Regions from separate parts of the Homo sapiens genome. Here all the other regions are linked to region 3. The links are chromatin loops, found by intact Hi-C in ENCODE. Cell type or tissue: A673. All regions are shown on one strand.

The links. Peaks named below come from ENCODE experiments on the same cell type or tissue, not always from the same donor. Only the 100,000 strongest peaks of a DNase experiment are listed, where the experiment ranks them.
Region 1: it touches region 3 in a loop (2.1-fold over the local background); 1 of 110 quality-filtered maps calls a loop at or near these places.
Region 2: it touches region 3 in a loop (3-fold over the local background); 1 of 110 quality-filtered maps calls a loop at or near these places.

Annotation. Positions count from the first base shown.
Region 1 is chr19:31,145,380-31,153,379 of GRCh38, reverse strand. LOC105372358 (a long non-coding RNA gene) reads right to left here. Exons shown (of 4, transcript XR_935902.3): 3 at 6,811-6,981; 4 at 6,593-6,683. It also overlaps a transcript of TSHZ3 not described here. Among named protein-coding and RNA genes, the nearest start is that of LINC01791, 18 kb to the left of the region's middle. In A673, no CTCF peak of the experiment used is centred here; DNase peaks (open chromatin) are centred at 3,279 and 3,599; H3K27ac peaks cover 1,345 bases.
Region 2 is chr19:31,219,392-31,227,391 of GRCh38, reverse strand. It overlaps a transcript of TSHZ3 not described here. Among named protein-coding and RNA genes, the nearest start is that of LINC01791, 56 kb to the right of the region's middle. In A673, no CTCF peak of the experiment used is centred here; DNase peaks (open chromatin) are centred at 3,041 and 6,611; H3K27ac peaks cover 1,543 bases.
Region 3 is chr19:31,067,078-31,075,077 of GRCh38, reverse strand. No RefSeq gene overlaps it. Among named protein-coding and RNA genes, the nearest start is that of LINC01791, 96 kb to the left of the region's middle. In A673, no CTCF peak of the experiment used is centred here; DNase peaks (open chromatin) are centred at 1,067 and 3,777; H3K27ac peaks cover 4,552 bases.

The DNA of each region.
Region 1 (8,000 bases), 78 kb before region 3:
AGGAGAGGGAATTAATTTTACACATAGTCTTTCTCTTTTGTAGAATGTTTCACCAGAGTTTAGAAGACTTATAGTCTAGAATGTACATTTTTTAGTAGGAATCCTGAGTGCCATGTTATATTTTTTCCTAAACATCTTTTTGACGAACAGTAATCATGGTAGAAAACTGGCCTTTATACATCAGTATCTTATGTCACACGGTATCATCAACTTTATGCAACACCCAACCGTAGTAAACAGCTGAACTCCAATGGCAGGATTAGTATGATTCTAACCAGAGTTCCTGATCCATGAAACCATCCAGTGAGATAATTACACTGAGAAATGAGTCATCTAAAAGACAGCCTAAATGAAGTTGTTATATTGGATTATTCAAATGCTTAACAATATTCAAGTATTTGTTGGCTTGACAAATCCATTTATATATTTGATATTATAAAATATCCATCTGAATACTTGCACTGTGTGGTCCTAATCATGGCTTCATGACTTTGGGTCCATTGGGACTTTGAGTTGCTTCCATTCAAGGCATGGGTCTGGTGATGGTGCCTCAGATGCCTCTCCATTGGGTTCTGTAAGGTCCCTGGAGCTGCTGTTAACAGTGGAGGTGTTTCACAGCAAGGAAGCACAGAGGAAGTTAGGATCAGGAATGGACTGGGCACTGGACATGGTTAAATTCTGCATTTTTCCATGACAGGATAATCGTGAAGGTTCTACTCCATCCCTAATCAGGAACTCTAGCTCCCTGCAATGACACTGGCTCTTCCCAGGGCCCTAGAGCTCTGGCACTCCTGAACATCCTTGGTGAGGTCCAGCTGCTTGAATACTCAGTCATGTTACAATTATATTGTCTCAAAGCCATGAAAAGGCTGTGAACTCAAGAGGATGTCTTCCACTTACAGTATTTATTTATTCTTCTTCCTTTCTTTTCTAATCACCCCTGAAGCGGCAATCCTCCCACCTCACCCCTTCCACATATAGCATCTCCAACTCTGAATAGTCAGCGAAAAGGAAAAACGAGCTTTCTGGGATGGGCTGACAAAAAACAGAAGCACCTTCCACATAAACATGCACACACACACACACACACACACACGCTCACATATACACATGTTATTGCATGAGTTTGGTTCCTGCTTATTGGAATGGAAAGACACAGTAATATGGAACCATCCATCCCATTCCTGAGACCTAGGACATTCTAGGCAAAACCCAATGGTGCGATTTTTTTTCTTTTCTTTTTCTTTTTTTTTTAAGCAGAATTCTTCATCTGTAGAACTGTCTAGTGAGAAATTTACAGGGAGAATTGACTCTTTGTCTCTACAAAGCCATGAAGGAAAGAGTTTAAGTGATAATTGTATGCACAGTTCAAAATATTTTAAATGAACTTGTTCTCACAAAGAAATAAGTTATGGAGTTAACTTTTGTGTGTGTGTGAATAATTAAACTATTGTCACCACTTTAAATTATCATCCATTGTTAGCTTACATCATTAAATCTTACCTCTTTGCTAAAGAATAATGAAAAAATGCACTTAATTAATAGTTATTGCAAGCTCCAGGCCATTGATAACGCCAGTCTCAGCCTGAATTTCACGAGTGTATTTTTGTTCTTCCCTCTCTGTTGTTGTGCTAGGAAGAGAAGCCCTATGTTTCATCAGGGACGAAACTGATTCTCTTGCATCGAGACAGACTCTCCCTGAAAACTGAGTTCTTCCTGAACCATCCAATCACATCGAGATTTTGTTTCTGTGCAAAGGGGGATGCTGGGATCCAGACTTGAGCCTTTGTTCTCCTTATGGAATTTATGAAACATCCTCAGCTGCTGTCATATAGTAGAAGAAGCTCCTCCCTCAACCATCCTATGTGTACAACGTTTAAACAATTTCTTTGATAATTTTGGGGGTTGAAGACTGGGTGGCTAGGTCAGAAGAAAGGGGATCAGGCCAGGTCTCTCTACTGATCCCTGGAAGAAGATGGCTCATGTTAATTTCTTTGTTGTTTCTATTAAGGAGGTGATAGATTTTTTTTTCTGGATATTGTTAAAGAAGCTTGCCAGGCCTGTAAAGAATGTACAGCATTCTTCAGATGAAATAAGGCCAATCAGTGGAATAATGAGGAAAGTAATATCTCCCTAGAGAGGCTGATGGGGTTTTCATCAAATCAGCCAACCTTTTCCCGTCACTTACACTGCCATGCACTCCAAGCAGGCCCTGTCCGCCTGCCTCCTCTCTTTTCTCCTCTTCGTCAAAACTTCCCTGTGGTTATTACTGATAATGGAATACTTAGGGACCCAGGAAATGTATGTGCACTGGATACCTCCTCTTTCTGAAGAATAACTATTAACTCTTATTTCGTTTATGACTCAACTGCCCCTTACATCCCAGAAGATCTTCAGAAGCCAAGAAGAATAGAAGAGTTGCAGAGATATGGAAGGTCTTCTCCTTGGTGGCCTCTGTTGCCTTGAACTGAAGCTGAGATGGGCAGGCTCCTGATGTCCAGCTTAGATTCTGAGGATGAGCAGGGACAAGATACTAGGGTCCATCTATGGAGGGACAGACCACACCATGGTGGCCCAAGGGGACTTCGGTGGTACAGGTGTGCCCAACGCCCATTCCTTGCTTCAGAACTACAAAAAAAGATACCTGGAAACCAGGTGGCTAAATAGCCCTTTTACCAAACAGCAGGGCCCAATGGCAGAGAGGATTGAAGAGCTGGCCTGAAATATGTGCTGCAAAAAATCTGATTGTGTCTGCCCCGTGCGCTGTGGGCCATCCTGCCCGTAGTGGGGCAGCCATCTCCCTTGCAAGGGACTCCACTGAGCTTCTTAAAGCTGTCTTCCCAGTGGGCAGGGTATCCCCAAAGGCCAAATGAAAAGGGCAGATGCATGTCATGCGATGTGGCCAGAAGACACGTGGATGCACCAGGATATGGTACCCTGGCTGTCTTCTTGATGCACTGGTTGTCCTTTGGTTTTGAACCTCATGAAGACTTTGCCTAATTGTGCTAGAAGATGAGCAGGCACCCAGAGGTGCCCATCCCCCTTGCAGGCCATCAGCATCGCTTTGCCCACTGCAAGCTGAAAGAAGCAAGACAGAAAGAGCCCGGGACTGGCTCCCAGCACACGGGCCTCACGGGCTGACTTCAGAGCATGGAGGAGGCAGTCAGCAGATTCTCCTCTCAGCAACCCGGGCGTTTTCTCCACTGAGGCTGAGGGCCAGGGTCACAAAAGAAGGGGAAAAAAATCACATTTTGCATGCAAAAGTTTTCCAAATTAAACGAGATCCATTCACAGAAGTCCTCCCACCGTGCTCGGCGAATGATTCAAAGCCTCCACATGATTTCATCTGTGCAGACTCTAATCCACTTACTTAATGAAATACATAATTAACATATTATAATTGCAGTAAAGATGGTTTTGACAGAAATCATTTCCCGTATCTAATACTGTGGTAATTTAATCTGTTCCCCACTCCCTAACATGACCCTCTATGATTAAGTTTCATAAGAATTTTTTTGATTGATTGACTCATCTGACGGGCTGGGCCTTGCTGAAGCAGTGTCTGTCAGTTTCCGGGGCGGCATATGAAGTCGCGGCAGATGGCTGCGGCAGCTCTGTGCACTGTCTCCCTGTGTGGTCTCCCGGTCTCCAGCGCTCTTTTTCTTCCCTTCCCCTTCTTCTAAATGCCCTGATAATCCACCCTCGACTCGCCTGAAATGCCAAAGCCGGTGTGTTTCTAGCTTCCGTTCCTCTGCGGTGGGGATGGTTATTAAAGGCAGGGAAGCCCAGACCTACTTGGGCGGGCGGGCGGGCGGGTGGGCAGGCAGTGGGCGCCAGATGCCAGCCTTCCCTCGCACCTGGCTGTGCCCCTCCCGCCTCCACACGCCGAAGCCAGCCTGGCTGCCTGGGAGTTCCTCCGCCTTGTCCACAGGCCTGCCTGAACCCTGTGTGTTGGCCGAAGTAGATGGAAAAGGAGCTCCTCCTCCCTGCACCTCCCACCCTGCCGGCTGTGGCTCTGCTCTGGGGGTGGGGGTGCGTGGCAGACCTTGGAGTTGGGGCGTACCTTGACAGGCAAAGATGCACACTCTACCGGGATAACAGTGAATTCTGAGCTCCTGGATTGCTCCTAGGGTGCTGGATGGGGATTCTGGGACAGTCAGGAGTTTAGGGAGTGATGCTGAAGTTTTGGTCCCAGGGAAAAGTGCTCTCAATAAATAAAATGTAAGGTGGCCCTGGGGGTGGGGAGAAGCCCCTTGCTCACTCTTCCAAGAGCAGGCAGGGCAGAGAGGGTCCCTGCAAAGTGACTTAAAACGTAGCTCCAGCCAGGCACCATGGCTTGTGCCTGTAATCCTAGCACTTTGGGAGATCGGGGAGGGAAGATTGCTTGAGGCCAGGAGTTCAAGACCAACCTGGGCAACATAAAAGAGACACCCACCTCTACACAAACAAACAAAATTAGCTGGGCGTGGTGGCACATAGCCATAGTTCTAGCTCCTCACAAGGCTGAGGCAGAAGGATGGCTTGAGCTCAGGAGGTCAAGGCTGAAGTGAGCCACGATTGCACCACTGCACTCATCTGGGCAATAGAGTGAGACCCTGTCTCTAAGAATAATAAATAAAAAATAATCCTTAAGAAGTTGTTAGAAAGTAGCTCAGTATGAAGGTCTACATCTGCTAATTTCTAAAAGCTTCCTCAAGATTGCTGTTGTGTATTAAGCACCCACTGTATACCAGCCACTTGGGACTGGGGACTGTGTGTTCTATTTAAGAGATCAGAAAATGATTGCCAGTGTATTGGTGGTAGAACCAATCCCAGTGACCCTGCTAGAGATAATGGGGCACTCTTTAAGTGGGGGGCATTGAGATGGGCTTAGAGGAAGGGCTCTTTGAGAGGGCGGAGGCCTTCGAGGGGCCATCTGACCAAGGGGGAGAGGCCAGAGCAAAGGCTCAAGCAGACGAACTCACAAAGACTTCCTGTGTTGGGAAGGAGGACAGGCGTGGCAGTCGGGGATGCCTGGGTTCATAAGTTGCTCTGGCCCCTCCTTGCAGATCACCCCATCACTCCAGCCTCCAGCAGGTTCACCCCAGTCCCTCTGATGTATCCATTTCATTTCCCCCTGGACTGCAGTCTTTTATGGACTGCTTATATCTCTTTACTGGACAGCAGCTCCCCAGAATTCAGGGCTGGGTGACCCAGCATCCAGGAGATGTGTGCACAGTACTTGGAGGGTCTGCAGAATAGAACTTCCTCCTTCCCTTAAACCCCCACCCACCCACTGAGTGAAATGAGTGACCAGAGGAGGGACAGGGACCCCAGATCTCCCTCTCATAGTCCCCCTTTCTATGCCGAGAGCCCAGGCATCAGTTCAGAAGCCACAGTGGCCTGGAGTCAAATTAAGCTTGGGGTGTTTCATGGGGGCACCTGTCCCTTAGCTCTGAGGCCACCTCCAGGCTCCAGAGACCCCTACCCCAACCACTGAGCCCTGGCCATGTGCCCCCTCTTACAAGGCCCTAAGCACTTTAGTCTTTGTGAGCCTCTTCCTCCTCCGAAAAACAAAAACTCAAACTTGTATTTTACAACCACATGGATGTAATGACAAACCACATCTTTGATTCTAAAAATTTATTTTTTTCTTCCCATTTTATTTATTTATTTATTTATTGGTAAAGATGAGGTCTCCCTATATTGCCCAGGCTGATCTTGAGCTCCTGGCCTCAAGCAATCCTCCTGTCTTGGCCTCTCAGAATGCTGAGATTACAGGCCTTTGGGCCTGGCCTCTTCCTGTTTTAATTGGATGAAAACATTTTTTATTCAATGCCCTGAAAGCACCATGGGTTCTAGGTGCTGTGCCTCCTGGAGGAGTCCAACCTGCCACTCCCCAGGCCCAGTCCTGAGGTTGGAGTAAGCACTGGGCCTGCTGCTGTGTTCCCACTGGCCCCATGCTGGTCCCACACTGGCCCCACGCTGGCCAGGGTATGCAGGTGCTGAGACCCAAGGGCCACATGGGTGCGGTGTGGGTTGGGACACCCAGGAATCCTGCCATCCACCTGCCATTTGTGCCTCACTGACCCTCAGCCCCTGGAGCTCCCCTTGGTTGGTTGCTGGGGATTCTGGGAGAATTGAGAATTTAGGGAGTGAGGCTGAAGTTCCAGTCCCTGGGAAAAGTGCCTGCCAGAAGTAAAATGTAAGATGCAGACAGGCAGAAACAGCCCGGCCACACCAGCCCCCTACAGCTTCTTCCCTAGAGCAGGGTCCCCACGTAGAGAGAAAAGGGCATCCCGACTAAGTTTTAGGGCGAGGGTGGGAGTGATTGAGAATGTCTAGGACCACACAAGCGTGACGGCTCCCGAGGTCCCCGGCCCCAATTCTCTCAGCAAACCATGCAATCCCAGGAATTGCCTGGTGGCGCCTCTCCTCTTCTACAAGTGCACGCCCTGACAGCATCTTCCTTCCAGCCCAAGGTGCCCTGCCCTTCTCAGGGTTCCATGTGGCAAGAGCTAAGAGGGCCCCCAAGGAGCATCTTTTATATTCAATGTGATCCGCCTGGTGCCCTCATGGGACACCAGTCACCCAGCGAACACTCTGCTTGAGTGATTCACTCCAGGCCGTGGGCTTCCTCCAAGGAAACCGTGTACATCTCTCCAGGTGGGCGTGTCACCATCTTCATCACGAACTAGTGAGTCCTGTAAGGACAGGAACAGAAGCTGAGACATCCTTATTTCTCTGAATCATAAAACAGAGCCCAGGGGCCACAGTGCCCATAAAGCAGAGTGCTAGGTCCAGGAGTACAAAAGGAAAAGCAGCTTCTACCTGCCCAGTGGTAAAGACTTTCCTCTCTGCAGCCAAAGTGCTCTGAGCCCACACAAGCTATGGAGTCCTTATGTGACTGGAGCTGTCCAGAAGAGGCCAGGTCTGTCTCAGCAGGGGCAGCTTGGACATCAGACAGGGGCAAGGATGGGGTCGTGGCCAGGGAAAGGCAGACTGCAAAAAAGAAATCACAGAGCATGCATGTGCCTACCCGCTGTCCCCCGCATTTGAGCCACAGAGCCCAGGTCCCCTTGCAGCCGGCTTGGCGTGCAGGCCGGGGGAGGGGAGGCTCCGTGTGAGTGGCAAGTGTACATGAACACCACCACGTCAACTGCCAATATGTTATGAGGCCTTAGTAACAATCCGGAGTCTCCGGGGAGCGCTGCTGCAGTTCAAGTGCGCACCAGACAGAGAGAAAACAATTTCTGGTGCCAATAATGCAGCACAGATGAAAAATGTTTTAATATTTGAAGCTGCTTTATGGCAGAAGCGATGACAGTGATGGACTCAATGTCAGCTTTTTTTCCTTAAATGTCATCTTTCGTCTATGAGTTTTCCCTGCTCCAGAGGCATGCAAGCCTAATGCTGGCTCGTTGCAGCCATTGATCATTGATTTTGTTCTAAATGGAAAGCTTGCCAGAAGACTAGAAATTCTGGAATTTATTAGGATTTCTTTAAGAGGCACTTTAGCTCAACAGTTCTCATTACTGTCTTTACAATGTTACTTATTTTTCTTTTTATGTCATATGATTTGTAAAGGGTTGGTACTCAGAGAACAATATACGATTAAACCATTGTGCATGCTGGAGCTGCCGGCTTAGTAAAAAGGATTCTCGGGGGGCTAAATACATATTTGACGAGGAAACGGCAACACGGGGCTATTTTACCAGCAAAATCTGTATTTTGAAATTCACTGATAGGGTTTGGGCTAAATGGTGTTTCAATGGAGGTTTTGATTAAACAGAGTCACTTACAAATTCATACCTCTTAATTCCACACGGAAAGGGCTAAACATTTTTATATTCTGACACCGGGTGCATAAACATCCTGGAGTGGGTACCCCGTGTGGTAGCATGATGGAGAAGGGGCCCACCCAGTTTCCTTCTGGCTTTGGGTGGCTCAGGGAGGGTCTAAAAGCTCGTCACTCTATTTATTTATGGGACGTTACCTTGTGAACACCAAAGGAAAGAGGT
Region 2 (8,000 bases), 150 kb before region 3:
ATTTGTTGGGTGTGAATGGTCTTGACCCACTTTTGACTCAGTAACTCTCTTTATACCAATCTGATTCTGGGTAGATCTGTCATATGACCAGACAATTTTGAAAAGGTATTTGGGCTAGGCGTGGTGGCTCATTCCTGTAATCCCAGCACTCTGGGAGGCTGAGACGGGTGGGTGGCTTGAGGTCAGGGGTTCGAGACCAGCCTGGGCAACATAGTGAAACCCCATATCTACTAAAAATACAAAAAGTTATCCAGGCATGGTGGCACAGGCCTGTAGTCCCAGCTACTTGAGAGGCTGAGGCACAAGAATCGCTTGAACCTGGAAGGCTGAGGTTGCAGTAAGCCGAGATGGCACCACTGCACTCCAGCCTGGATGACAAAGAGAAATTCCATCTCAAAAAAAAAAAAAAAAAAAGAAAGAAAGAAAGAAAGAGAAGAAAAAGAAAAAAGAAAAAGTATCTGCAAGGGATAGTTCTCTAAAAGCAAAAAATGAAAATAAGGAAATAAACAGATTGGACAGACAAATCACAGATGCCTATATCTGCTAATATATGTGACCTTAAAATTTATTGTCTAAGATGTTTTTGAGTCTGAAAGGGGTGCTGTGACTACTTATGCCAGGACACCACATGTAAATAGAGACTTCCCAGAGCAAATGAAGACATATGGTCACCTTATGTCTTGAACACAGGGTGTTCAAGTAGAGATGTTGACTTGTGGTTGGTGCTCAGATGGAAGGCAAGAATGGAATATAGGATTTAGAGCGGTTAGCAGGGAAGTTCTGATGGAATGGTGTATTAGTCCATTTTCACGCTGCTGATAAAGACATACCTGAGACTGGGTAATCTACAAACAAAAAGTTGTTTAATGGATTCACAGTTCCATGTGGCTGGGGAGGCCTCACAATCATGGCAAAAGGCAAAAGGCACACCTTACATAGTGGCAGGCAAAGAGAAAATGAGAACCAAGCAAAAGAGGAAACCCCTTATGAAACAATCAGATCTTGTGAGACTTGTTCACTACCATGAGAACAGTGTGGGGGAAACCACCCTTATGATTCAGTTATCTCCTACTGGTTCCCTCCCACAACACGTGGGAATTATAGGAGCTACAATTCAAGATGAGATTTGGGTGGGGACACAGAAACCATATCAAATGGTATGGGAAGAAGTGGAATTGAAGGAGTCGAAAGAGTGGGTTGAAGATTGAAAGGAGGTGAGGAATTGGGGACAGCATCATATGGACACATTGCTTTTTTTTTTTTTTTAAGATGGAGTCTTGCTCTGTTGCCCAGGGTGAAGTGCAGTGGCATGAGGTTGGCTCACTGCAACCTCCATCTCCCGATTCCAGTGATTCTCCTGCCTCAGCTTCCCAAGTAGCTGGGATTACAGGTGCCCATTAACACACCCTGCTCATTTTTGTATTTTTAGTAAAGGCAGGGTTTCACCATGTTAGCCAGGATGGTCTCAAACCCCTGTCCTCAAGCAATCCACCTACCTTGGCTTCCCAAAGTGCTGGGGTTACGGGCATGAGCCACCGTGCCCAGCTGACACACCGCTTTTAAGCCAGATTGGGAAGGGTAAGGAGATAAGGCAACAGCAGGAGGAAAATGAGTGAGAGCAAAGGAAATGAATTTTAAGACTGGGAGACTAGTGGAAACTGTAAGCAAAGGAATAGATATCTGTTGATGGAAACTGTCAGAAGGCAGGAGGGAAAAGGCCCCTCAGGAAGGAGAAGGGCGAACTTCACCTTTGTAACTGAAGGAAGGTGGGGGAGGATGGGGAGGTGCAGATGGGCCGATAGATTCTGTCATGCAAGAAAGAGATGCTCCTGTTCCTATACGATGGCTTCTCATTTTTCCATAAAGTGCAGGACAAGGCTGTATGCCAAGATTGGGGTTTGAGGCCATAAGATGCGTTGAACATGTTGCTGTGGTAAAAGGGTTGGTGAACGAAATGCACCAAGACTGTTGGGCAATGTGACAGGCTGAGATGTGTGTGGCAATGTGAGCCAGCTATGGATTGCAGCGTCTCTGCCAAGGCTGGGGGAAATATATTCAGCTTATCCCCCTAGGCTTGTTTGCAGACCACTCCTTTCATTCCCTGGGACTTCAAAGAGATTGTCACATCTCCACCGTCTGAGGCTGACTCTGGGGCCAGGCTTCCTATAATGCCATTCGGGATGCTCAAATGATCATGCTCTATGGGCACCTGAAGTAACATGGCCTCACTTCTAAATGAATGGCAGCATTTGCATGAAGGAAAAACATTTTTAATGCCCCCTTTTCTGATTTAGGAGGTTGCTGAAGTCAGGGTGCAGTAGAATTTGCCATAATTCACAGGTCTGGCCTCCTCTTCTCCAGAGGCCTCCAGCCAGCACATTGCAGTGTTCAGAAGCTGCTCTTGGGTGCTCAGGGGGAACAGGGGCCCTGGGGCTTCTAGGCCGTACATAAAAGCTGAAGCCTTTGTGTGTTCATCCTGGCTGGTAATTTGCCATTTAAGAAATTCACATTGGACTTTATCACCTCCAGCTCTTGAGCACAATGTCTTTTCTTGATAGAAAGCTGGTGAATCAAATAAAGTTTTTAAATGAAAATATTATAAAAGAAAATTTTGGTGGATTCCCCTTGTTTTATTGTTTTTAATTTTTTCTAGCACCAACATAAAAGGATTTCTCTTTGGTACACAAACTACTTACTGGGGCTGCTGAATAGCAATGATATGATTTAATATCTAGAGTGTCCTCAAGCCCTAAGGCTAGAGTATTAGAATTGGAGGTAGCATTGACCCACCACGTCTGGCTTCTGTGAGGTCCTGTGCCATCCACATAGGTCTGCATGATTAATACTTAAGAGATTATGTCCTGGGAGACATGTATGGAGACATCATTGGAGTGGTTGTCTTCACAGCAAACGTCACTTGAAACTTCCTTTTCCCCCTTCAGAATACCAACGTGATTATGCATTGAGCTGTTGCTATTTACAGATATCTTAGCACAGAGAGCATTACACAGCCAATGACACAGAATTACAACCATCTAGACATATGGTTTGGATAAACAAAGCACAAAGCACAAATTAACCATGGTTGACTATAACTCCCGCTCTCTACTCCCTAGGGAGGGACTTTAGTGAAACTCCCAGTTGGAGAAAGCAATACATATCAGAAAGTAGAGTGCATACAGCATGGTTTAGACAAATGGTAAACCTTATTTAATGCTTTTCATGGTGCCAGAACACAATGGCACCAACCTGTCTAGCAAAAGTTATATCTCCGTGCCAGTTTCCTGTAAATAGTAACTGTACTCCTACCGGATTCCATGCCTGTGTGCTCCAAGGCCAAAGAATGCCTTTCATTTTTCATCACCTTGCTTCTACTTCCTGTGTCCAAAGGCCTGGTTGCCGAGTGCATCTGGATGTTAGAGCTGCAAGGAGTTGGACGCAAGTAGCCTCCTCTGAGTAAACACCCTTCAACTTCCACTGTGGTCCTTCCCCTCACTGAGTGGCCCATGCTAGTCTATAGGGAAGAACCCCCATCACCCCCACCCCCGCTCCAGCTAGGACAGTCAAGGCCTGAGCTCATCCAACCCCACGGGTGCCATTAGGAGTGGGAGGATTCTATTTGCTGGCAGTCAGCATTCCCCCCACTTTCCATATTTTATCTTCCATGAAAAATTCTTCCAGGACAGGAAACTTTCTGTGTGAGGTCCTTGGCCCCATCATTGACACACGAACCTTATAAACTTTGTTTGACAATAAAGAGTATAATATTTGCTTTTCATAATACATGTGCATCGCTTTCCAAAGGAGAGAGCAAAATAAATAAATAACTGGAGTGAAAGGCTTCTACTTGGCTTGAACACTTGTACTGGAGTTTTTCAAAAGGAAAAAAAATCCACAGAACACTTAGCTAAATATATACCTACTTTTTTTTTCTTGTCTTTGGTGACTTTTCAGATGTACATAATGTATTTAGTTCTCCCTCTCTCTGTCACACACACACACACACACACACACACACACACACACGTTATAAGAACTAAAATTAGAGTCCATCATTCACAGACCTACCTGGGAGAAGGTATACACATGAGGCCCCACAAATACAGAGGGCTCTACAGTGTCAGATAAGCCTTAAAGACTTAATATTTTATGAGTTGGTAAACCTTTGATTCTTATTATTTTATTAGCTGACCCTAATATTTTAAGTGTACACCAAAAACAAATTCTGCTCCATGAGATGAGCAGAGGAAAAATCTACAGGCTCAGATGTCCAAGAGAAACAGGGCTTCCATCAGTGTGACAGGGACATGGAATCTCTAATGCCCTCTCAACAGAAATCCTAGCTGCCAACCTCCTGAGCCTCATGGTCATCTTGAGTCAAGGGAATTGTGTGAGATCCACTCAAGTGGCCTTGATGGCTTTCTTCTTGCAAAGGTTGGGCAGGCAGCGGGAGACTCGCTGACCCCACATGGGTATTATTGACATGTCTTCTTGCTGTCATTTTCACATCTCATTTCTAACCCTCTGAAGTGAATAGGGAAGACTACTGAATCACTCTCTGTCATGTTTATATGGCAAAATAGAAATGGAGAAGGACAAGAGACGAGATTCCCAGGGCAAAGCTAATGGACTTACCAAGGCCACTTACCTGGATTCAATAATTCAAATTAACTCCATTCAATTCAGCAAATATTTTCCGAGTACCTCCTATGAAGGAAGTCCCTGTGCTAAGCCCCGTAGAAGATACAGAAAAGAAACTGAAGCTGAAGCTCCAGTCCAGAGGGAGAAACATTTAAGGGTGAAATATTCCTGAGAGCATGGCAGCTGGAGAGGGACAGGAGGTCCTGAAGGAAGGAGGAATCCATTCTGATTAGTACTGGGGAACAGGAAGATGGGAACCTTGACTTTACTCTAGAGCCTTTGAAAGTTTTTCCAAGTCTAGGAAGGTTGTGAAGTGTGTACCAAGTCTCAGTCCTACTTGTCTCTTTTCATCTCAAGAGTCAAGTGAAAATATCTTCAAGCATATTGAAAATAACATCTGGTCACATGCGTTTGACTGACCCCATTCCCATTGTGGACTCCAATATATACTGGATGTGTTTCATTTTGCTTCTGTGTAAAACAGATTCTACTAGCCCATAAAGAGGGATTTTACATTTAGTCTTCTGTGACGTTCATTAGTAACATGTTCCATATGCACTTACAGATGTACATTCTACAAATTGGAATTCTTACAGTCTAGCTATAGATGAAGAAAATTCATGGGAAATCTCTATGAGGCTCAAAGAATGGATGGGAAGGGTAAAGACCCTGGCTTAAAATAGACTGCAACCAAGGTATAGCTGGGGTCCAGGCAAACTCAACCACGTACACTGTCAGGGGACCATGAGCTCCAACCACTTCCTGACCTCATGTCACTGTACTCCAGATTCAAAGTCCTGGGGCTGAAGAGAGGCTGGTTGCAAAGGTCCCATTCTTGACACCTTGGCTTGCAGTCTTACAAGACCCAAGACAGAGGGCGAGGTAAACCTTTCACCTTTCAGAAGCACATTAGGATGCTATTATTGAAAGTAAGGTGAAGGGATTATGAGTCACCAAGCCACCAGGAAGTGCACCATATTTAGTGGGCCAGATACCGTGTTAATGCTAAGATAATAAACTCATGGACACTGAAGCCCAGCGACAGGCCACCATTTTGTGTTAGGGAGTAGACATGTAAATAACTTACCACCAAACATGGAAGAAGAGAAAGCATTACAGGAGAGGGGAGGTGAAGAAGGAACTCCAAGGGAGGTTGGAGGAGAGACAGTGGTTTCTATTCAATGTGCCCAGCTAACCTTCAGATGATATCGTGGTGATGCTGTGGAAGGAATGTGGAGTGTATCTGATGACCTCGGGCACATGGCTGAGGCCGGGAGTGGATTTAGGTCAGCCACCAATTTGACATAAGGAGAACTGCACATCCATGTTGGAGTTATGACATGTGTTTTCTGTTGACTTTGATTTGAAGACACCCCACCACCTATTCCTTGACACTCCTGTGTCTCAAAAAAGTGTCTTTCAAGGTATGTGTATCACTGCACTCATACACATGCACATATCTATTGGAAACCCTGGCCCAAATTGGCTTTCTATCCACCACCAAAAGAATTCAGCATCCTTTTCTTGAGTTTTCATTGCACTTTACCCTTACCTCTAATGCTACACCTGCCATGTTAAATTAAAATTATATTTTGCAGATAATATCTTGTCCATCATGGCATCCCCTGTGTCTGGCATAGTATCTGATACCAAGTAGGCATGTGACAGATGTTGGGTGAATATACATAGTTGAGCATACACATCTCTGATCTTAGTCTTGTTACTGCTGGTGATAATAAACATTTGTAATTAGGCATTTTAACTAGTTTGGCATCTATGCTGTTCTTATGTAACTACTTTTGGTGGATTTGCCTGTTGCTTTCTGTAGCTGCTTCAAAAGGAAGTGGTGCACATTTCAGTCTTCATTGAAATTTCAATCCTGGAGTCATAAATATTGCTATGTGCTCACCAAAATCTGTTCCTTCATCTTTCTGAGCACACAGCTAGACTACATTTCCCAGCCTCCTTTGCAGTGAGGTGTGGTCATGTGACTCGGTGTTAGCCAGAGGAAAGGAAAAGGAAGTGAAGTGCACCACTTCTCAGACTGGCCCTTTAAAAACCTACCCTGTGATCATCCTTCCTTACCTGCCAGCTGAATAGAAAGGGCGCCAAGGCTCTAGCTACTAATAGCCACTAATCATATGTTGCTATTTAAATTTGAATTAATTTAAATGAAATAAAAATGAGAGACAAAGAACTATCACAGTCCCAAGTACTCTTGATTTCTTCCCTTCCCCAACCCAATGAAATAAAAATAAAATGTGAAATTGAAGTTAGATGAGACCCAAAATACATATATAGAGAGACAAGGGGCAGTGAGAGACCTCAGTTGCTGTCTAACTTACAACCTGTCGCCCTTCACTTATTCATCTCTTTACCTTTCTCCTGCAAGTCTCCCATACCATCATGGGGCAACTTTTGGATGACAGATAACTGGATTTCAATCTTGCCTTTGGCATTTCCTTGCTATGTGATTATTGTGTTTTTATTTAATGTTTCCAGGCCCCTGTTCCTTCCTCTTAAAGTTGCAGCCGATGCTTCTCACTTCAGTAATCAGTTTGACAAAAATAACATACACCAATGTGGCATAGTTATAGTTCCTCTTAAATCTATCTCTCCATTTTTATTTCATACAGATATCCAGTTGTTCTACCACTGTTTGTTGAAAAGGATTTTCTCCACCATCCATCCACCTTGGCCTTGACAAGGTAAATGGGTAGTGGGAGAAATCGTCTTTAATTGATCTTTTTCCAAGAGATCAGTTGAAGACTATTGATTAAATTGATCAAATAATCAATTGATCAATTGATCTTTCCAAAGATCAATTGAATATATATATTTTAATGTAATCAAATTCCATATATATTCAATTATATACTTATACACATTCCAGATATATTCAGTATACATTTTGAATATACATATATATTTTTTATATATATACATATATATATCTATACACATATATATTCACTTCTGGACTCTATTCTGTTTGTTCCATTGATTCATAAGCTAATAGAACTGTCTTAATTACTTTCCCTAATTTAAATACCATAAAGTAAGTCCTGAAATGAGATAATAAAGGTTCTTCAATGTTTTTCTTCTTTAAAAAATTAAATAAAATTAAAAATTCAGTTCTGCCATTGCACAGGCCACATTTCAAGTGCTTCATAGCCATACATCTTTAGTGGCTATTGTATTGGACAAGGAAATATAGAACATTTCCATCACCATAGAATATTCTACTGGCCAGAACTGCTCTAGAAGAGGGTAAAATCACAACAGAGAGAGAAGCCAAGTCACTGAACAAGTTTGCTTCAAGTTTGCTTGAAGCAAACTTCTCACTGCCATCATTACCA
Region 3 (8,000 bases):
GTTGGCTCATCTATTCTGAACCGTTTTTTGAAAACCGCAGAAGTTCATTTCTCCGATACTTCTCATCCATTTTTAGCCTCTACTAAGACATAGCCATCGCCACGCGGTCAAAGAGGTTTTTATGCCATCTCCTTCACTGCCTGAAGCGGGGGGCGGGTGGCTGGGGGCAGGGCATTGCCTTTTGTGACAATAAGGCAAAATAAATCTCCAGGCAGAGTATTCAAATCAATCCTCCTGGCAAGTCTCCTTCTCTTGAAATGTTTGCTGCCTATATATTTCTGTCTTCAGATTATTTCCAAGTCCGTTGGCTTGCCTTCAGCACTTAGGGTCATATTTTGGTTTATCCTGTGTGTGTCTCACTTTGGAGATTAATGCACCTTAATAACACGAGAGTGAACTGTGATGAGACACTTTTTAAACTTTGCCTTTATACTGCCACAATAGCAAGTATTTTGCTCCAACACACACACACTCACACTCACACAAACACATATGCACACACATGCATGCACATTCACACTCACACAAATTCATGTGCACACATGTGCACACACATGCATCACACACTTGCATGTTCCTTAGCATGGAAAGGTAGTCTGTGGTTGTACATTCCTAGCAGCCAGTGGAATTGTACAGCTGTATATATATTTTTTGTCATCAGTAATCAGTTGCCAAGGAGTTTAATGTGAGGGATCGGGGTATGATGTGGAGGAGAGCATTGTGATAATGCAGCCTGCCTCCTCACTGGGTAAATAAAGGGGCTGTGTACACCCATGCCGACCTCCGTGCCTGATGTCCTATCCCAGAGCTATCTTTGCATTCAGAATATTCATAATACTCTCTTAGTGTGAACAGCAAATATCTGGCTTTGAGGGCAAAAATATATATGCGTGTAAAGGAGAGAAGCAGAGGGAAAAATACATTTTCAAAACAAGGACCAAGTAGAGCCCTCATGGGAAGCCTTTGAGAGGCATGATTAGCATACTTCCGAGGCTTCCCCTGCCCCAGCCGGCCTCTTTTGGCTGCACAGAGAGCATTTCCACCGAGCTGCACTCAGACGGGGGCTCTCCAGCGCCAGTGGATGCTCTAATGTACTGAGAAGTCATAAATATGGAATACGCTGCACCGCTGCTTCCATTTCCTGTATTTCAGGGATATGGGGGAAATTACAGATGGTGGCACAAGTAGTGATTAGAAAGATGGAGAAAGAAGTGTCAAAAAAGAAAAAAGAAGAGATTCTGGGGAAAAAAGAAGAAGAAAAAGAAAGAAACAGAAAAAAAGCCAGGAAAAAAAGAGGGAAGGCAGGAAGGAAGGGAAGAAGGGAGGGAGGAAGGAAGGAGAGAGTGAGGAAGAAGTGGGAAAGGAAGGACGGAGTGGAGAAAGGAGGGAGGAAGGAAGGAGGGAGAAAGAGAAGAAGGAAAAAGGAGAGAGGGAGGAAGAGATGAAGGAAGGAAGAAGAGAGGGAAGGGGCAAAGAAGGAAGGGAAGGAGGGAGAAAGGAAAGAAGAAAGGAAGAAAGGAAAAAGGGAAGGAAGGAGGGAGGGAGCATTTGCTGTTCCTTTAGAACTCATTTTGCATCTGGATACAGCAGAAATACCATTTCCAGGAGAAGGTACTGAAGACAAGCGCCTTCTTCCCATTGGCAGGGGGCAGGAAAGGAGATGGGCTTATCTAGGTGATGATATCCTCTCCTTGGGGAAGGTTCTGGTCTACTCTGGCTGTGGAAAATCAATTGAGTTTGCGCTTTTGGCAAACCCCAACTCCCCAAGAAAATTCTCAAGCTGCCAGCTACCCCACACCCTGCAACAGAGGTATCCCAGAGGCAAATTGTTTTTGAATTTTCTAGTGGGGGATTAGCTTAAGAGGCAGCAGCAGAAAACTATTATTTGCAACCTTGGTGGCCCACCTTAGGGTAGCCCTATTTAGATACCATTAAAAAAAAAAAAAGGAAAAGGCATATGTTTGCAACAGAAAAGCCAAAACAAAGCTGAATAGGTTAATGAAATAGCATCTGAAACATAGCCATATTAGAGTTTTGCCTCTGACCTGCCCACCTTCTTGCCCTCTCCCCCATTTTTGAATCCCCCTGAACTCACTTTTTCTTTTATGCTTTCATTGGGCTTTAATGGTTCCAGAGATGTGGGGTTCATTTTTGCTTTGTGTGCTTTTTTTAAATCTCATCTTTTCTCTTATAATATTCCTCCTCTAACTTGCCCAACGTGATTCATTTCTTTAAGATCTTGTTTTATTTTTAAGTCATCAATTACTCAAACTTTGTGGGCCTATCTATCCTCAGCCATCTGGACTCCATACCTTATTTTAAAGCATGTTCAAATAATGACAACCTTCTTTTCTCAATTAATTTATGGGCTGTGGGGACCATTTTTCATTTGTTATCATGCACTTCCATTTGATCTCTCATATCTTTCTTCTGCATCTGCAACCATGGTGTATAAATCTTCCACCCCGGCATTGTCATGGTGTCCAAGATATATAGGTATAACTTCCTATTAGTTCCACAAAACTGACCTTAATTTCTAAAAATGGTATCAGATGTGAATAAAGTTTGGTAAGATGATTTGTTTTGATTTACTTTGTACCACTTATCTTTGAGTTTTCTTCCTACTTTTCTTTTATCTAATTTAGACAGTAAAGCCTTGCAAGCCGGGTTATGGTTTATCCATTACCTCCCTGCCGACGCTGCTCCTTAGAGAGATAGGGCGGGGAGATTTTTGGCTGTGGATAATAATAATGTGGACCGTGGACATGCTTGAGGTTGGTTTGTGTTGTTTTCTATTTAATGCAAGCTGACCTGCAAGCTTCAATATCTTCTATTCCAAAAATGTGAATATTTTCAAACAGCATGACTATATCAAGTTATTAGATATTGGATCTGAGACTTGCATAATAAAATTAGACATGCAGATCCAAGTATCTTTTCTCTTCTGCTGCTCAGTTGACAAATAGGAGTATGGAAAGACCCAAATCTCTCTCCGATCATTAGGGGAGGCTCGTTTTGGATTTCTGAGGGGCTGTGGCTTACAAAACAGAATCTGTGTATGTGTGTGTGTGTGTGTTTTGTTTTATATAAACAGACTTCCGTCCAAACTAGAGAATGCTAATTAAGCAAAAACCATGGCCAGATGTTTATTAACACATCTCAGGTTCATGGGATTTGGAGACTGTGCAGTTTTCATGAACTAATTTAAAAAGGGAAACACCTTTATACCTTTATTGGAATAATCGCCAATTATAATTGTGGACTTTGCCTATTCTTTTTTGTGCGCGTGAAGTGGGTGGGCGGGGGTCCCTCCTAGTTGAGAGATGAAGAGCCTGCCCACATCCTGGTGCATCTGGCTTCAGCCCACACCCCAGCTTTGGGTGTGGCCTTTCAGCCTGCCCCGCTACCCACCCCCCGACACACACACACACACACACACACTGAGCTCAGTGGAATCGAGAAACACACCCACGTAGACACACAAAATAAACCCTGGGCAGTTTGGTATGCAGCGTCAGTTGGTTTTGGGGTTTTGCCTTTGTTTCCTTTAATCATATTGTGAGTTTACCTTGTGCCCAGCTCCATGAGTACCTATTGGTATGGAGACTATCAGAGAGGACTCTTTGCCAAGCAGTGGAGCGTCTCTGGAATGCCAGCAAGCAGTGAGACAGGAAGAGGGGCTGTCAGACCACAGCATGGTGACTTCACTCTGGGCCCCAGATTCAAACTGTGGAGTAATAAAACTGAATAGCACCATATAAAACTCCGCATTTCATAAGACAAATATTGCTCTATGCATTCCTGTCCCTTGCACTATGTTAACTGTAGGAAGAAATGGAAACAGTTTTAGTGACCCCCTGGGACCTATAAAGGCTATTTCTGAGTCTGAATCTTGCTGTTTAATTTAATCATTTATTATATTAATATTCAAATGGGCTGCATCTTATTAGCTACTGCAAAGATGTTAGTATGTCTGAAATAAATACCTAATTATGCTTTTGAAGAGAGGGGTTCTAAAGACTTTGGTATGTTTGTGCTAATAGAACAGTTCATTTGCAGATTTTTCTGCAGAAATCAGCAGTTTGAGGCTTTTTTTTCTCTCTCTCTCTTTTAAGAAAATAAAAACAAGGATTGAATATCCACTGAGAGGTTTCAATAGCAGGTCCTAGTTCCACCAGCTCCCAAAGAGCCCTGGAATTACGAGGTTTTGTTCTCTGCGCCCGAGTGAGCGTCCATCCCGGAATGACCAGCACTTTCAGCTCAATAACACATTAATACAATTAACTGTTTTAATCAAATGACCATGAAATTAAATATGTTCCTGTTGGAAGAAAAAAAAAGGATATCCTCTTGGAAATATATTTTTTGAGTCCAACATGCTAATATATTTCTTAACATGACTGTTTCATTATTTTCCGTTTGCGTCTCATCTCATTTCTCTCTCTCTCTCTCTCTCTCTCAATGTTTCTTTCTCTCTCTCTCTCAATTCCCAGTGCAAAATCAAAATCGTATGTAGGTCATTGATTTTTACATCCACAGACAATGGACACCAGCAACTTGCAGAAATCAGACCGTGCCATTTGGAGAGAGTGCACAAAACATAACGCCACATATACTCTGGGGTGGGGGGAGTGGGGGCCCAGGAACCTGCAACTCGGTCTGTGTTGAGGCCAGAGTCTGGCAGGCTCCATACGGAGTCCATTTTCCTAATGCTGAGCATTAGCTTCATGAGGATGGATTATGCTGCTGGCGTAATATACACAAACGGTGATGATAAATTGTAAACTAAATGTATACACTGCAATTGGAGCAGTGGAGAAATTAGTGGTAAGTGCAGAAGTTACAGTCTGAGAAACTGGGAATTACACATTACTATCTTTCTAAAGTAACTGCCACTGGATCCACGATCACTCTTATTTTTTATTTTCTAAGATGGCTAAAATGGTATGTCTACTAATACCCACTTATCTGCTTCACTTTTTTTTTTTTTTTCAGATGAATGTTAAAGCCAAAGGTTAAAGTCCTAAGTAAGTGGCCAAGACTGCTCCCATTGACAGGGATGGTCTCAGTTCCCCCCGGTTGACCTCCATTTAACCTTTAAATTGACCTTGAATGAGTTTATTTTCCTTCTCTTCACATGGATGGCAGTCCCATGGGAGGGGACCCTCTTTTCCTGGGTGGATAATTACATTGTGGCTTTCAACTGCACTGCACTTGGTGTCAACCCTTGTTGTATTGACGCACCTCCTTCCTGGGCACTGCCCACACACAGCCTGTGTGCTGCCGCTGTGCATGCCATGCCATCCCCTTCCTTCTCTTCTGCATACCTTTCCCTGCACACCTGCTGGGTATCAGGTCCAGGTAAGCATTGTGGCACCTAAGGCCTCTGCCCTCAGAGAGGTTTCTTTCTAGCCCATTTGTCCCAACTGTTGAATTTCATCAGGAGCATGCCACAGTAGAGAATCAGTGACTGCTGTGGCAGTACCCAAGCATGACAACGGAGCCTGTTATTGAAGGAAGACAGCCTGGAGGAGGTGACAAGGGTCTCTTGTGCCAGCCACTGTGCTTGGTGCTGCACTAATCTGTCATCTCAAGTCCTCCTGGCCAGGTGGGATAATGGGTGGTTTGGTTCTCTGTCTTCTCCACGAGACAGCTGGCCTGAGGCTCAAATGGCAGGAGAGGTTCCTGAACAGGACAGGGAGAGGCCATTGTGGGAGGGCAGAGCTCTGGCCCTGGTCCCCTCACTCCCGTTCTCCACAGAGACCTAAAGGAATCATGAGTCCTGTGTAAAAGAATTCATACTTAACTTACCTGGCCAAGGAAGGCTGCTGCGAAAGGCTGTGATGCAAACCCATCAGGGTGCTCTGAGACACCACAGCGGGGCCAGGGGCTAGAGACCCAAGGAGAAGAGGAAATTCACAAGCACTGGCTGGTCTGCACCATTTCCCTAAACCTTAGGCCCAGAGACAGAGCACCTCCTGGGCATGAGTTTCTCAAGGCTGTCTGTAGGACCCCGCATCTCCTATGGAAGATAGATTCCTGGGCAAAGTCAGGTGGACAGAGGAACCGAGAAGGCCCAGGGGGCCTAGGGGCTGAGGCTGCCAGGGGAGGAGGAGGAAGGTGAGGTTTCTGTTCCAGAGGGTTCCAGGGACTTCTGGAGGGTTCCAGAGTGCACACACCAGGGTGTTCCTCCTTGTTCCTGGTGGCATTAATGGTCTGCCTGTCTCTGGCTACGGGAGAAGGCCACAGGGGCCTGTACGTCCCAAAAATTTCCCTCTAGGGTGGGAGAAGGAAGGCACCCACCAGTCCAAGCATCCAGAACAGAATAAAAGGTTGAGCCGTCACTGAAGCAACCCATGGGGTTAATCGGCTCATTTCATTCATGGGGTTAACTGGTTTATCTCATGCTTGTTATGTTTGTGTCTTCCCATCACATGCAACTCCGCTCAGAAGTCCTCCTCACACCAGCCTGCCTTAATTTCCCCATGTGAAGTAGCCCTCCTTCAACTCTCCATCCCATCACACAGAGACATCTGAAATGTCTTGTTCATTCGTTTACTTGTTTATTTTCATCTCCCTCCCATCCCCCACCCTGAATTCAAGTCCTTCAAAATAAAAGCCAGGACTGCTATAGTATTTCACAAAATGAAAATGCAGGCCCTCTTGTTCAAAAATTGTTACGAATTTCATGAATGTTACGAATGTGATGGTGACATTAGAGCAGTAAACCAGGGAAAGGCCCTTTTAAGTGCAGGATTCTGATTGAGGACACAGATAGCACGGATTGGTGACCTCCTGGAAAGGACCCGTCCAGCCCCAACTAGGTCACCACCGGGCCCAGAACAGTGCCTAGCAGACAGCGAATGCTCAATGCACACTGAAGAATGGACGGTGCAGCCGCCGCCACCCCGTAGGGTGGCACTCTTCTTTTCACCATTACCAGAAGAGACCAGGCATCTCCTGGTGTGAGGCAGGGTGATTGAATGAATGAATGAACAAAGGAAATATCTGAAGCATAATCGGGCTTAGAGAAGGGAGAGATTATTTCCATTGCACAAGATGAGACAGGGCTTCAGGGAGGAAGGGGAGCTCTATTTTTGACAATACGTATATTTAAATAGGGGAGGAGTGGGCATTCCAGCCAGAGGCAGAAAGTGTGGAACTGTGGGGCCCCATCTGTGTTCCGGGAGCACCACTGGGATGTAATGTGGGGTACGTACGAGAATGCAGTGTGAAATGCCCTGGTGTTGGAGGCCTCCCTCTTTTCCTCTCCAGTTTGAGCTGGGACTTCCCTTGGAGATCTTCCCCACAGCAGCCAGGCAGTCAGGCAGCCAGGTAAGTCCACGGGTGGGACCAGGGCTCGTAGATTCCCAGCTGGCCCCAAAGCAGGGCTTTGGATGCCAGAGGGAGTGAGGTTAGGATTTGGCAAAGAGAAATTGATTGTCTTAGGCTCAAGGACGTCCTCGTTTTCTCGGAGAGTGAGGTGTCCTAGAGAGCCGGCTCAGTGTGGCCGGCCAATACCCGGCCTCTGTGGCTGTCATTCATTCATTCATTACTCATGGAGGTAGGTGTATGATGGAAAAGCCTGTACTATGTGCAAGTTATTTTAAGGGTTTCCAAAAAAGTTAAAACAATGATTTTGCAACTGAGGAAGCCACAGTCCATGAGGATGAGTGTTACAAAGACAACAAGAAGCAAGCAGCACCAGAGAGAGCTGCCGATGTTGGGCTGCGGCGGTCGAGAGGAGTGAGGCCCTGAAGGCTGCCATCAGGGAAAGCCTCTGGTCTGCTGGAAAGGCTTCCTGAACATCTCCAAGTCCAGGTCAGGGATGGCCTCAGAGTCTGCTCTAGGGGCCTGGCTCTCTGGACCACTGTCCTGTCGGGGGGTCCTCCATACTCAGTTTCCAAATGGGTCCTTCCAACAAGAAGAGTGGCACTCCTCTCCCCAGAGATGATCCTGCCGACCGGAAGCACTACCACTGGGGATTATTAGGCACTAGC